Linked DNA regions of Homo sapiens: region 1 is linked to region 2. Evidence: read pairs that join two places in POLR2A ChIA-PET (ENCODE). Cell type or tissue: PC-9. All regions are shown on one strand. Links, peaks and the distances in the headings refer to the core of each region. The heading gives the core; the rest is flanking DNA. Region 1 has its middle 9.9 kb from the start of RLBP1. Region 2 overlaps ABHD2 (abhydrolase domain containing 2, acylglycerol lipase).

Region 1 (2,855 bases), core at 29-2,528, 92 kb after region 2:
CAAACAAAAACAAAAAACCAAGAAAGCTGCCATGATCTTGGCCACAGCTGTTTTGGTGAATTACCAGAGGTAAGAGAACGGCAGAGGAATGAATAGGAGATACAGAAACACAGAGAAAGACAATAGATGGCTCCTTCAAGAAATCTGGCTGAAAGCAGGTGAGAAAGAGGGCAGTAACTGTAAGGGAAGGGGGGCTCCAGGGGGTTGTTTTGTTTAGATGGATGGGGAAGACTTTTCTATCTCCTCCTTTATTCTCCATAGATGATCTCACTACTTCAAGGGGGCTAAAAATAGGTGCCCTTAGATGGGAACTTGGTTTTAACTCCTCACCACCAAAGGAGAAGATGTGTTTATGAAAGGGCAGCTGTAGAAAGTTAGAGGTTAAAGACCAAGGTCTGAGAGGGGTGATAGTAAGGTCCTCGCTGAGAGGTGGAAACCTTAAGCAGCTGTCTCTGTCTCTCCAGCAGAGGGACCAGCCTCGGCCGGGAAGGTGGAACACCCTCCACTGTTACAGGGAGCTGGAGGAAAGAACTAGTGCTGAGGACACTGAGTTTAAAGACTTGACGGTGGGGAGCTAATGCAAATTTCCATCTGAGGGCAATTATTTTTTTCTCTCTTTTTTGGGGGTGTGGGGGCGGGTCAAGTACAACTTCATGAAGAAAGGAAGGATAAACTTACTGGGGAAGATTATCTGACAGTGCTGAAGGCCCACCTGAGACTGGGGCACCCACTTAAACACACGTTACTTCTCAAGCACAATCCAGCAGCTGAAGTATAGCTCCAACAAGAGAATAGAGCTGGCTTCATACAGGGTTAGGGTTTGCTGAGTGAATGGGATGGAAAGAAAGGCAAAAGGGGGCAAAAGATAGGAGCAGTCGCTTATGCCTGTAATCCCAGTAATTTAGGAGGCTGAGGTGGGAGGATTGCTTGAGTCCAGGCATTTGAGACCAACCTGGGTAACATAGCAAGACCCCTTCTCTACAAAAAGTAAAATTAGCTGGGTGTGGTGGTGCGTGCCTATAGTCCCAGCTACTCAGGAAGCTGAGGTGGGAGGATTGTTTAAGCCTGGGAGGTTGAGGCTACAGTGAGTCATGATTACCCCACTGCACTCAGCCTGGGCAACAGTGAGACCATCTCAAAACAAATAAATGAATAGGCCAGGCACGGTGGCTCATGCCTGTAATCCCAGCACTTTGGGAGGTCGAGGCAGGCAGATCATGAGGTCAGGAGTTTGGGACCAGCGTAGCCAACATGGTGAAACCCCGTCTCTACTAAAAATACAAAAATTAGCCAAGCGTGGTGGTGGGCACCTGTAATCCCAGCTACTCGAGAGGCTGAGGCAGGTGAATCGCTTCAACTGGGGAGGTGGAGGTTGCAGTGAGCTGAGATTGAGCCACTGCACTCCAGCCTGGGCAGCAGAGTGAGACTCTATCTCAAAAACACAAAAAACAAAAACAAATGAACAAACAAAAACGGCCAGGTGCAGTGGCTCATGCCTGTAATCCCAGCACTCTGGGAGGCCAAGGCGGGCAAATCATGATGTCAGGAGATTGAGACCATCCTGGCTAACATGGTGAAACCCTGTCTCTACTAAAAATACAAAAAAATTAGCTGGGTGTGGTGGCATGCTCCTGTAGTCCTAGCTACTCGGGAGGCTGAGGCAGGAGAATCGCTTGAACCTGGGAGGCGGAGGTTGCAGTGAGTCAAGATCGCGCCACTGCACTCCAGCCTGGGCAACAGAGCGAGACTCTGTCTCAAAAAAAAAAAACAAACAACCCAAAAAATATAAATAAATGAATAAATACATAAATAAATAAATATTGCAAAAATGTGGTTTAACTATATAACCTTGGAATTGAAGATGAGGAGTCAGAGGCAGTGAAGATTAGAGAACAGGTAGGTGAGAGTAGTTGAGCAGGCTAATTGGATGGTTGAGAGGTTGCTATCTAAGTAGTGATTTGGGAGGTGGCTTGGGGTATGACCAGGAGAGTGAGTGGCTGAGGTGACATGGAGGAGAAAGTCATGGAGGTGGAGAGGGGAGTGGCCAAGAGGCCACATGTAGGATGAGAATGATCTAGGATGACAGCAGAATAGGGGCAAAGTAGAAGATGGAGAACAGGTATCCACCTCTCCACAGAAAAGGGCTGAGATGGCATCTCAAAGGCCCAGTTTGCTGATTATTTATAGACCAGAGAGGTCCACTAGATTTGCAAATGGGCCAGTATTTTTTTAACTTTTTATTTTGACATAATTTCAGATTTACAGAAAAGCTGCAAGAATGGTGCACAGAATTCCCACATGCCTTTCACCTAGATGTTAACACTTCATGTTTGCTCTTTCATTCTCTCAATATATCCAAGTGTATTTTTTTCTAAACTGTTTTAGCATTAAGTTGCAGACATGATGCCCTTCTACTCCTAAATACTTCAGCGTGGACTTCCTAAAAACAGGGACATTCTCTGCTTTGATCTGAATGCTTGTGGTTCCCCTAAATTCATACACTGAAATCCCAAGCCCCAAAGAGATAGTATTAGGAGGCAGGGGTTTGGGATTAGTGTCTTTATAATAGAGCACCTGAGAGCTGCCTTGCACCTTCCACCTTGCAAGGACACAGCAAAAAGGTGCCATCCATGGGAAAGTGGCCTTCACCAGATACCAACACTGCTGGTGTCTTGATCTTGAACTTCCCAGCCTCCAGAACTGTAAGAAATAAATTTCTGTTGTTTAGAAGCCACCCAGTCCATGGTATTTGGTTATTGCAGCCTGAATGGACTAAGATTCTCTTAATTAATCATGGTGCAATTATCAAAATCAAGAATTGAACAGAGCCGAGATTGTGCCACTGCACTTCAGCC
Region 2 (2,910 bases), core at 140-2,639:
AGCTGTGGAGAAGAATTTGCCTCCAGTGAGGGGAAAATGCTGTGTTCAAAGTGGATTTCTGATGAGCCTATTAATGGGTGTTTGGGAAGCTGAATATGTTGCTGCCATTTTGAGATGAAAGGCCCAAGGTGTTTGTTCCTGAAGCTAATGAGGAAGCCCTTTCCCAGCCTCAGCCTTACCTCCCCAGTAGGACTGGTGAGATGTGCACACAGGGTCTACTCCACATCTGGCCCTCCTGAAAAGAAGGGCTTCCAGTGGGGGCTGTGTCCTAGTGGAGAAGGGTGAAGCCCAGTGGGATGGGCTCACGAAGGACCTGCTGTTGACCTGCTGGCTTCAGGTCCACCAGGCTAGGGGTAGATAGGCCAGAAAAGAAACCAGAGGTGTCTGTGGTAGGAGCAGCAAGGGCCCTGGCTTCCAGGCCTGTGGAGCAGGGAGGCTCTGGCAGTTCAGGATCTGGAAAAGAACTGACAAAATGTTCTCCTAAACTCTGGCCCTTGCCGGCTTCCTTACCTTTCCTGTGTGCACACACATGCATGCACATGCACATGTGCACACACAGGAAGGCCTGGAACTCAGTTTGCAGACTCGTGGAGCTGCCACAAAGCTTCACTCCCAGTGTTTCCCCCACCACTGATGCTTGTCCTCCTGGGTTTATTCTCACCCATGAAAGTAGGGTAAAAATGTATCCCCAAATCAAACACCTGTCACCTTTCTAGAAGCACTTCCATCCTCTCTTGCTCTCACTGTCATCGCTCTCCTGGATCTTTGGGGAGATATTCAGTATGATTTTGTTAACATTCTGGCCTTATCTTAGAGATAATTAAATGTGAATATTCAAATTAATTAGCCCCCAGATGTATCTTCTGCAGAAAAAAACTCCTCTAACAAGAAGTCAGTTACAGTTGTGAGAAACATGCAAAACGAAAGAAATGTTTTTTTTCAAAGACCTGTGAAGACCACTGTAGAGAAGCTCCAACAAATTCAGTTTTCAATTTGAAGAAACATTATTTAATATAGAACATTTTGACAGTTGATCAGACAGGAGAAAATAGGCACAAAGCTGTTATTTTAACTTCTGGTTGGGGGAGTTGATGAGTCTTGAGTGTGATAAAGTAAGGAACGCTTTGGACTGAATCAGAGACCTGTCCTCTAATCCTAGCTTTTTTTTTTTCTTTTTTTTTCCTCATTTTTAAAACGGGGAAGACACCATTGCTCAGAATTGTGAAGATTAAGCTAGAAGGCCGGGCAGGATGGCTCACTTCTATAATTCCAGCACTGTGGGAGGCTGAGGTGGGAGGATTGCTTGAGCCCGGGAGATCAAGACCAGCCCTGGCGACATAGCAAGACCCTGTCTCTACAAAAAAAAATTAACTGGGCATGGTGGCATGTGCCTGTGGTCCCAGCTACTCAGGCGGCTGAGATGGGAGGATTGCTTGAGCATGGGAGGTTAAAGCTGCAGTGAGCCGTAGTTGTACCACTGCACTCCAGCCTGGGTGACAGAGTAAGACCTTGTCTCTAAAAATAAGTAAATAAATAAACTAGAGACATGACTCACCCAGCTCCTGATGGAGAGATTTGGTGCTCAGAAATATCTCTCCTCTCTGAGATCTTGGTACTCCCCATGATGCACTAAGTGAAATTGGTACTTCTCAGCCTCATGATTGTCTCCCCATAGTATCATCCTATTCTATCTCTCTGACCCCATTGCCCACCGCTCCTGTCTGTGACAGTAGCTGCCTGTGTATTCATCATGCATCCTACCTTCAGATTACGAATGCCACCAGGGCGGTCACTGTGTCCGGCTCTAATCTCTGTATGCCTCACAGCACTCGTATTTGTTGAATTTTATTAAATCAATATATAAGAGCCAAAATAAAATATAGGTAGAGGCAGGTTCGGACCTGATAACATCTTTGGTTTGGCCCCAGGTGCCAGCAGCACACTCCTAGTTGGGCATCCTCAGTCCATGTTGTCACTCTGAAAACAAATCTGTTTGTCAGAGTAAAGGTCACCTTTTTTTCTCAGTGGACAAATATTTTTTTCTGAAATGAAAAATTTGCTTTTCTTCCCTTGAGTGTGTGCACTCAAGTAAGCAGAGTGGAGGGCCTGTGAAGATGGGCATTCTCTCTGGAAACTGAGGAAACATCCCGAGCCTATGTCTCCTAACAGTCTTGGCACCTAACTAGAATCTGACCGGAGTTTCAGCACGCAGCCAGCAGAGGACATCACCAGCCATTTGAGTGTGCAGTTGTCTGGAGCAGCCACGCAGCAGGTCTCTGTAGCCCTGATGGAGAGAGTTTTCTTCTTGGGAGGGCTTCCCAGGATGATGTAACACCTCTGCGTTTTGCCTCAGTGGCTGAAGAGTCCCTTTGGACTTGGGTTTTGCAGAAAGAGAGGGGAGTCTGAGGGCAGAGTGTAAAGTGACACAGCCGGTGTGTAGAGCTGAGCAGCCTGTGTTAGGAACAGTCAGAGCCTGTGGACTTGTGAGGCTTCCACTCACGTGCTATGTTAGCAGTTCTTTTCCTCAAGCTCTACTGAAAGACCTGTGGACCTGACATTTTATGGTCACAAGCCCTGGAGAAGATAGCCATTCATTTTGCTGGATGACCTTTTAAATAAACCTCTAGAGTAAGTTCCAGGCAAATACTGGAGGTGGCTGTGTTTGCCCAACAGAATCCAGCAAAAACACTTCTCTGTGCTTGAAATTCCTTCTTGTACCTGATGCTTTGGAATTTAGGCAGGTGATAAATTAAAGATGAATTTCTTCTTTTTTTTTAACGTTACAATATAGTTAGCTATTATCTTGATATGCTTTCTAATATATAATGGAGTTACATATGTACATTTAACTTATGCAAATTCAACTCTACAGATTGAGAGAGAGACCCCCACACACACACAGACACACAC

Evidence for each region. ChIA-PET counts read pairs that join two places held together with the same protein. Peaks named below come from ENCODE experiments on the same cell type or tissue, not always from the same donor. Only the 100,000 strongest peaks of a DNase experiment are listed, where the experiment ranks them.
Region 1: POLR2A ChIA-PET joins it to region 2 with 12 read pairs; 2 of 35 experiments call an interaction of 5 or more read pairs at or near these places.

What each region holds. Positions count from the first base shown.
Region 1 is chr15:89,230,023-89,232,877 of GRCh38, forward strand. No RefSeq gene overlaps it. Among named protein-coding and RNA genes, the nearest start is that of RLBP1, 9.9 kb to the left of the region's middle. In PC-9, for the core only: no CTCF peak of the experiment used is centred there; no DNase peak of the experiment used is centred there.
Region 2 is chr15:89,137,695-89,140,604 of GRCh38, forward strand. All of the region lies in intron 3 of ABHD2 (abhydrolase domain containing 2, acylglycerol lipase), which reads left to right. Among named protein-coding and RNA genes, the nearest start is that of ABHD2, 51 kb to the left of the region's middle. RefSeq lists enhancers at 1,866-2,367, 2,368-2,867. In PC-9, for the core only: no CTCF peak of the experiment used is centred there; no DNase peak of the experiment used is centred there; H3K27ac peaks cover 990 bases.